Linked DNA regions of Homo sapiens: region 1 is linked to region 2. A link is an interaction called in ENCODE POLR2A ChIA-PET data of the cell type or tissue named here. Cell type or tissue: MCF 10A. All regions are shown on one strand. Links, peaks and the distances in the headings refer to the core of each region. The heading gives the core; the rest is flanking DNA.

Evidence for each region. ChIA-PET counts read pairs that join two places held together with the same protein. Peaks named below come from ENCODE experiments on the same cell type or tissue, not always from the same donor. Only the 100,000 strongest peaks of a DNase experiment are listed, where the experiment ranks them.
Region 1: POLR2A ChIA-PET joins it to region 2 with 5 read pairs; 3 of 35 experiments call an interaction of 5 or more read pairs at or near these places.

The regions. Positions count from the first base shown.
Region 1 is chr11:61,994,650-61,999,043 of GRCh38, forward strand. No RefSeq gene overlaps it. Among named protein-coding and RNA genes, the nearest start is that of FTH1, 29 kb to the left of the region's middle. In MCF 10A, for the core only: no CTCF peak of the experiment used is centred there; no DNase peak of the experiment used is centred there.
Region 2 is chr11:61,818,283-61,822,676 of GRCh38, forward strand. LOC124902680 (a long non-coding RNA gene) reads left to right here. Exons shown (of 2, transcript XR_007062696.1): 1 at 1-3,186. It also overlaps a transcript of FADS2 not described here. Among named protein-coding and RNA genes, the nearest start is that of FADS1, 3.5 kb to the left of the region's middle. In MCF 10A, for the core only: no CTCF peak of the experiment used is centred there; DNase peaks (open chromatin) are centred at 2,049 and 2,819.

The DNA of each region.
Region 1 (4,394 bases), core at 294-4,293, 180 kb after region 2:
AAGACAGAGTCTCGCTCTGTCGCCAGGCTGGAGTGCGGTGGCGTGATCTCAGCTCACTGCAACCTCTGCCTCCCGGGTTCAAGCGATTTTCCTGCCTCAGCCTCCCGAGGAGCTGGGACTACAGACTGCGTGCCACCACGCCTGGCTAATTTTTTATATTTTTAGTAGAGATGGGTTTCACCGTGTTAGCTAGACTGGTCTCGATCTCCTGACCTCATGATCTCCCTGTCTCAGCCTCCCAAAGTGCAGGGATTACAGGTGTGAGCCACCGTGTCCGGCCCTGTATTTACGTATTTTTGTTTATATCTTTCCTTCTTAGAGAAACAGATCCTAAGATGTCCTTAGGATCACACTATATTAGTTTGTAGAGATCTTCCTTGTTCTTTTTGTGGCTGCAAAGTACCCCATTGTGTAGATGTGCTATTGTTTATTTCTCAAAGTCCTTATTGATGGATTTTTGGCTTTTTCCCATGCTTTGGTTTTTACAAACAGAGCTGCAATAAACAGCATATCTCTGTGTCTTTTTGTATTGTTTGCAGTGTATCGTTAGTATAGATTCCTAGATGTGGGATTGCAGGATCAAAGGGCAAATGCGCTCATAATTTTGCTAGCTATTACCAAATTCTCTTCTACAGTGACCGTACCATTTTGCATTCCCACCAGGAATATGTGAGAATGTTGGTTTTCTCACAGTTTGGAAAAGAGAGTATAGAGTATTAAGCTTTTGGATTTTGGCCAATCTGATCAACAAGAAATAGTTACTTGGGGCAATTTGTGTTTCTTTTACTGTAAGCAAGGTTGAGTGTCTTTCCGTATAGTTTTGAAATATTTGCCTTTCTTTTTCTGTAAACTGTTTGTATTTTTAGGGCATTTTTCTTTCAGGTTGTTGGCCTTTTTAATCTATATTAGGAGCTCTTCATATACTAAGAATATTGGCCCTTTGTCCGTGATGTAGGTTGTAAGGTTGTTGTTTTTTGTTAAACCAGTCTATCATTTGTCTTTTTAATTTCGCATATGTTTAAAATTTTCATTTAATTTTTTTTCCATACAGAACTTTAATTCCTTGAGACTTGTTCATCTTTTCCCCTTATTGTTTCTAGGTGTTGAGTCAGAATTAGGAAATTTTTCCTCACTCCCAAATTATAAGAGAATTGGTCCATGTTTTCTGTTAGACTTGTATGGTTTCATCTTTACATTTAAATCTCCAACCCCGCCGGGCACAGTGGCTCACACCTGTAATCCCAGCACTTTGGGAGGCCAAGGCGGGCAGATCACTTGAGGTCAGGAGTTCAAGACCAGCCTGGCCAACATGGTGAAACCCTGTCTCTACTAAAAATACAAAAATTAGCCGAGTGTGATGGCAGGCACCTGTAATCCCAGCTACTCGGGAGGCTAAGGTAGGAGAATTGCTTGAACCTGGGATGCAGAGGTTGCAGTGAGCCCAGATTGCACCACAGCACTCCAACCTGGGTGACAGAGTGAGACTTCGTCGCTAAATAAATAAATAAATAAATAAATCTCCAACCCCTTTGGAATGCACTGTGGTCCACAGCATGAGGAGTGCTTCCAGCTGGTTCTGAGTCCACAAGGCTCTCCTGCTATCCTGACACCAGCTATGAAGTCACCCATTCTTTCTGTTTTTTTTATTTATTTATTTATTTATTTATTTATTTATTTATTTATTGTTTTGAGTCAGAGTCTCACTCTGTCACTCAGGTTGGAGTGCAATGGCACAATCTCTGGCTCAATACAACCTCTGCCTCCCGGGTTCAAGCAATTCTCCTGCCTCAGCCTCCCGAGTAGCTGGGATTACAGGCGCCTGCCACCATGCCCGGCTATTTTTTGTGTTTTTAGTAGAGACAGGGTTTCACCATATTGGCCAGGCTGGTCTCAAACTCCTGACCTCGTGATCTGCCCACCTCGGCCTCCCAAAATGCTGGGATTACAGGCTTGAGCCACCGCGCCCAGCCCATCTTTCTGTTTTTTTTTGAGACGGAGTCTTGCTCTGTCGCCCAGGCTGGAGTGTAATGGCACAATCTCGGCTCACTGCAACCTCCACCTCTCAGATTCAAGGGATTCTCCTGCCTCAGCCTCCCGAGTAGCTGGGATTACAGGTGCATGCCACCAGGCCCAGCTAATTTTTGTATTTTTAGTAGAGGTGGGGTTTCACCATGTTGGCCAGGCTGGTCTCGAACTCCTGACCTCAGGTGATCCACCCGCCTCAGCCTCCCAAAGTGCTGGGATTACAGGCATAAGCCATTGTGCCCTACCAAAGTCACCCATTCTTTCCCATGACTTGGGATGCTGTCTGTATCAGACATCAGCTTTCCATAGGCCATGGGAGCAATTTCTGGATTTTATGCTGTGTTCTTCAGAAGGATCGCTTCATTTTATTCATCCCTCCCTGCCAATGTCCTCCCAGCTTCTCCAGGATAGTAGGGTGTCAGGCAGAGCATCTGTAGCGGGAGGCGCTGTGGGGCTGGCTCTAGGGCTGCGGAAGGCTTTCACCTGACAACAAAGCCCTTTGTTCCAGGCTCAGAGATCAAGCTTTGGAGGCAAATGGTCTTGAGAGGGAGATCTGCCAATCCCTACTAAGCCACACTTTGCAGATAGAGAGGCATTTCTGGAGAATGACCTTCAGAGAAGAAGAGTGGGCATTGGAGGGGCCTCTGGCAGGAGGAGACCCCTATTCTGTCCCTGGGGAAAGGATGGATAGGACCAAACATTCTACATTTAGAACCAGTGCTGGGGCCTGCAGGGAATCAAATCCTGGCTAATGATGGCCCTTGAGGGATGACTAATCTTCATAAGCAAGACAGAACCATCATCTATGCAGCTACCTACCCATCCACTCGTCTTAATATTAAGATGATATATTAAGATGATATAATATTTATATTAATATAAATATTCACTTAATATTTAATTCACTCCATAGCAAGCACAATGCTCTGTGCTGTGGGGGAGAGAGTCAGCACTCTGTTCCTGCCCCTTGTTTAGGGAGATGAGAGCAGAAGCTCCGTGGGTCTACAAGATAAAAATACCATAAAAAGGCTGGGCACAGTGGCTCACACCTGTAATCCCAGCACTTTGGGAGGCCGAGGTGGGCGGATCACGAGGTCAGGAGATCAAGACCATGCTGGCTAATATGGTGAAACCCCGTCTCTACTAAAAATACAAAAAAATTAACCGGGTATGGTGGTGGGCACCTGTAGTCCCAGCTACTCGGGAGGCTGAGGCAGGAGAATGGTGTGAACCTGGGAGGTGGAGCTTGCTGTGAGCCAAGATCGCGCCACTGCACTCCAGCCTGGGCGACAGAGCGAGACTCCGTCTCAAAAAAAAAAAAAAATCATAAAAAGAGGCATGGCCTTGTTTTCTGAGCAATGTTCAACACATGTGTTCTTTTCTTTTGAGACAGGGACTCACTTTGTCACCCAGGCTGGAGTGCAGTGGCACGATCTTGGCTCACTGCAACCTCTGCTTCCCAGGCTCAAGTGATCCTCCTGTCTCAGCCCCCCAAGTAGCTGGGACTACAGGCACATACCACCGTACCAAGCTAATTTTTGATTTTTTGTCTTTTTTGGTTTTTTTTTTGTTTGTTTGTTTGTTTGTTTTGTAGAGACACGGTTTTGCCATGTTGCCCAGGTTGGTCTCAAACTTCCGGAGCTCAAGCAATCCACCTGCCTCGGCCTTCCAAAGTCCTGGGATTACAGGTGTGAGCCACCATGCCCGGCGATTACATCTGCTTAAGTAAATCATTGGTCCCATGTCTCAACTCTGCTGGCTAGAAATACAAATTCTAGGAGGAGAAGAAGGCCAGGGGAATAGAATGACGAGGAAAAATCTTTAATGACATGCTGAGCTGTCATGTTATAAAGAAACAAAAAAATACTTTCTGGGAGACAGGCTTGAAGTGGAGACAGAGAGACGTCATTTCCAGCCTAGGGGCTCTAGGGTGAATTTGTCAAATTGATTTTTGGTGGGTTGTTTTGGGGCAGATTGCTTTTCAATAAATTGTCTGCCTGCAGCACGGTATGAAAGGTATGAAAGGTGTCCTTTGGAAGGGTCGCGGCTCCCACTTCCCTCCAGCACTTTTAAGACATAGTGGGCCAGGCACAGTGGCTCATGCCTGTAATCCCAGCTATCCAGGAGGCTGAGTCAAGAGAATCACTTGAAACCAGGAGGCAGAGGTTGCAGTGAGCTGAGATGGCACCACTGCACTCCAGCCTGGGTGACAGAGTGAGACCCTGTCTCAGAAAAAAAAAAGAAAAAAAAAAAAGAAAAGAAAAGAAATGAAAAATGGATGTGGAAAGTAAAATTCCTCTTCAAAGTTTCCCTTCTTGTTAAAGAATAAATAATAAATGTTAGAAATAATAGTTTATTTTAAAGACTAA
Region 2 (4,394 bases), core at 238-4,237:
AGGGAAGTTTAGATGTCCTGACTTCCAGGTAAGATGCCAGGCTATTGGACCCTGCTCAGGAATGATGGTCCACACAGCTGCACCTCTGTACAGCCAATATTCCTTTTTTAAAAACCTTGCCCAACAACTTGGCAGTGTCTAATGCGAGCTACAAAACATTTTCTATTCTTTGATCAAGCAGTTTCACTCTTGGTAAAGTAGGGGAGACTGTGCAAAGATGCAGAAATAGCCAATTTAATAGCAAAAACTGGAAATAAACCCGAGTCCTGACAATAAGAAAATCGCCAAGCTTATTGGGATCTGTTAACACAATGAAGAATTAAAGAATGATTTTAAATGGCTAGAATGTGAACTATATTGATAGATATAGAATCCTTCCCCGTGAAATAAGCAGAACCCAAAGTAGTATGGGTTCGCTGATTACAACTATATAAGAAATTCATGGGTATTAAATAACAGAAGAGAGGTCCTTTACATAAACCATTTTTCCTATGTGACTGTGCAGTGGGATAAAAGCTCTCATACTGCTGGTAGAAGTGTAAGTTGATTAAACTGGAAAAAATAGTTTGACAACTTATATAGAAATTTAAGATTTTTTTTTTTTTTGAGATGGAGTCTCGCTCTGTCGCCCAGGCTGGAGTGCAGTGGCCTGATCTCAGCTTGCTGCAAGCTCCACCTCCCAGGTTCATGGCATTCTCCTGCCTTAGCCTCCCAAGTAGCTGGGACTACAGGTGCCCGCCACCACGCCCAGCTAATTTTGTTTTTGTATTTTTAGTAGAGTTGGGGTTTCACCATGTTAGCCAGGATGGCTTTGATCTCCTGACCTCGTGATCTGCCCGCCTCGGCCTCCCAAAGTGCTGGGATTACAGGCGTGAGCCACCGCACCCGGCCAGAATTTAGGAATGTTTTGAATACTGAAGAGATGAAAAAAAATAGAAAAATAAAAATGTTCCCAATAATTCCATGTTTAGGAATATAGCCTAAGGAAATGTTCTTAGAAAAATATTTATAGGTCAGGCGGGGTGCCTCACGCCTATAATCCTAGCACTTTGGGAGGTCGAGGCAGGCGGATTGCCTGAGCTCAGGAGTTCAAGACCAGCCTGAACAAAAGAAATCGGCTGGGCGTGGCGGCGTGCGCCTGTAGTCCCAGCTACTCGGGAGGCTGAGGCAGGAGAATTGCTTGAATCCGGGAGGCAGAGGTTGCAGTGAGCCGAGATTGTGCCACTGCACTCCAGCCTGGGCAACAAAGCAAGATTCTATATCCACACACAAAAAAAGAAAACTATTTATAAACAAAAAATATTCATTAAAGCAGTATCTATGATAGCGGGAAATGGAAACACTCTAAATGCCCATCAGTGAAATATTTTGCAGACATTGAAAATAATGTCATCTTTCCTTTAATACAGAATCAAGGAAAAATGTTTTATGTAAATCTTTTATTTTATTATACTTTAAGTTTTAAGGTACATATGCACAACATGGAGGTTTGTTACATATGTATACATGTGCCATGTTGGTGTGCTGCACCCATTAACTCGTCATTTAGCATTAGGTATATCTCCTAATGCTATCCCTCCCCCCTCCCCCGAATCAAGGAAAATTAAATAATATGATGTAAGTTTGGCTACAGAGATAACTGTTCTATAAAAAGACTAGGTTGGGCGCGGTGGCTCACACCTGTAATCCCAGCACTTTGGGAGGCAGAGGCAGGTGGACCACCTGAGGCCAGGAGCTCGAGACCCACCTGGCCAACATGGTGAAACTCTGTCTCTACTAAAATACAAAAATTAGTGCCTGTAATCCCAGCTACTTGGGAGGCTGAGTCAGGAGAATCACCTGGGCAACATGGTGAGACTGCACCTCAGAAAAAACCAAAAAACCCATACCACTTGTAAGATAATTCCTTGATCAACCCCACCTACCTAGAACCATTCATTAAGTGTTTTATTTAACATTTGTGGGGTGTCTCCTCTTTGTATTCCCAGCACCTACTTTGGTAAGGTGCTGGGAATACAAAGTTCAGTACTATATGGGTCATGCCTAGTCATGTCTACTGGAGGAGAGAGACAAGTGAGTCACGGATTATAGGTCAGTAGGATAGATGCAAATTAAATTCATCTTACTCAGGATTTAAACAGCTTATATGACATGACTTTGCATTCATGTTTCTTTGCTTTTCATGTGTTCTTAGGTCAGTGTCATGTATTTTGCTACCTCCCTAACGAGCTTATAATCCAGGATAGGGCTGTGGATTCTGTTTATACTACCAATACATATTCAGAGCACCTTGGTTTGGAGTTCTAGGTGGAATCCCACATAAATTTGCTGAATTGGCCGGGCGTGGCAGCTCATGCCTGTAATCCCTGCACTTTGGGAGGGTGAGGAGGGCGGATCACCTGAGGTCAGGAGCTCCAGACCCACTTGGCCAACACGGTGAAACCCTGTCTCTACTAAAATACAAAAATTAGCCGGGTGTGGTGGGGGGTGCCTGTAATCCCAGCTACTTTGTGGGGGTGAGGCAGGAGAATCGCTTGAACCCAGGAGGCAAAGGTTGCAGTGAGCCGAGATTGCACCACTGCACTCCAGCCTGGGTGACAGAGCCAGACTCTGTCTCTAAATAAATAAATAAATAAAAAATTTGCTGAATCAACTGATGATTTCAACCTGAAAAAATACAGGTGAGTAAGCCTATAGGCCACTAGGCAAATGTCGTGTTGCCCTCTCATCTCCTTACCCACCTACACAGGTGGTCACACAGACTGCAATAAACCCATATCCAGGTCAACTAAAGGAAACCTTTGCCTTGCAGGCCCTGTTGATCCTAAGGGAACTTGCCTCATCCTGGATATGAATCACATACTTAATTTTAGGTTGCCACTTGTGAATACTAACTGTTCTGGCCAAATTAATCCTCAAGGAACAGAACGAAATGAGCTTAAGACCCTAATGCCAGGCCAGGCACAGTGACTCGTGCCTATAATCCCAGTGCTTTGGGAGGCTGAGGTGGGAGGATTACTTGAGCTCAGGAGTTGGAGACCAGCCTAGACAACATAGTGAGACCCCTTCCTAACTGTCCCACCATTTTCTCTCTAAAGAAAAGAAAAAAAAAGACCTTAATGCCGATTGTAATGAAGCCATAATTGAATAACCTAACTGCCAGTGGCTGTTGGAATAACCTGAATTGTGAGTTCAAATTTTGATCCATTTTAACAAAAGATCCTAAACATAATAGTTGGCCAATAGCCTGGATCCTTTACAAAGTCAACACATATAGGAGAAGCAATACCGGTTGTGCTCAGCCTCTGCTGCAGCCTCCCCTCAGTAGCAGCCCTTCAGGCCATTAAAGACCAAAACCATTTTTGAAAAATCTGGATTTCTGTGAAATTGGATAACTTATGGGGGTGCAGTGACTACAACACAGTAGGCACTAATAAAGTTGACAGAATCAGTCTTTGTTTTAAGAAAAGTCATCTGTAATAATTCTGCAGATTAATGTTAAGTAATATTAAAAATAATTTATGACATATAGTGCTTAAACTAAAGGGAGAATCCCAATCATACCTCTATTAGAGGCAGAGCGAGAGCTAGAAACAGGACTCTCATTTTGCTGCATTCTAAGAGTGTGGGAGATTGGGATGGGGCAGAGGCAGGCTCATGGAGGAATTCACGGGATTTCCTTAATGCAGTCTTTTTTTTTTTTTTGAGACAGAGTCTCGCTCTGTCACCCAGGCTGGAGTGCAGTGGTGCTGTCTTGGCTCACTGCAACCTCCGCCTCCAGGGCTCACGCCATTCTCCTGCCTCAGCCTCCTGAGTAGCTGGGACTACAGGCGTCTGCCACCACGCCTGGCTAATTTTTTGTATTTTCAGTAGAGACAAAGTTTCACCATGTTAGCCAGGATGGTCTCCATCTCCTGACTTGGTGATCCACCCGCCTCAGACTCCCAAAGTGCTGGGATTACAGGCGTGAGCCACCGCGCCCGGCCCAGTCTTCTTATCATTGTATAGAATATAGATGCCTTAGGGACAGATATATTAAACCCACTGTTTTATAGACAAGGTGACAGATCCAAAGAGCTGAAGCCACACATGAAATTTAGTATATTTGGGGCTAGAATTTACCCCAGAACTTATTTATAACTTTTAGTTCCTCTCTACATGAGTTCCTTAGCAGTGAGTTCAATAAATGTTTTGGTATAAGGCCACCCTGGTTCAAAGAGGAGAAGGCTGTTGTCCTTGCTTCTCTGCGGTGCCTTCTTCCTCCCAGGCCCTCAGACCTGCCTCTATTAAGTGGGAGAAGGGAGGCCTGGGTAGGTAGGTCCCAGATCTTCAGATTGCCCGGGGAATGGGTCTGGAGTCCTCTAGGCGTTGTTGTAAGCATTTTGCTGGGCCTT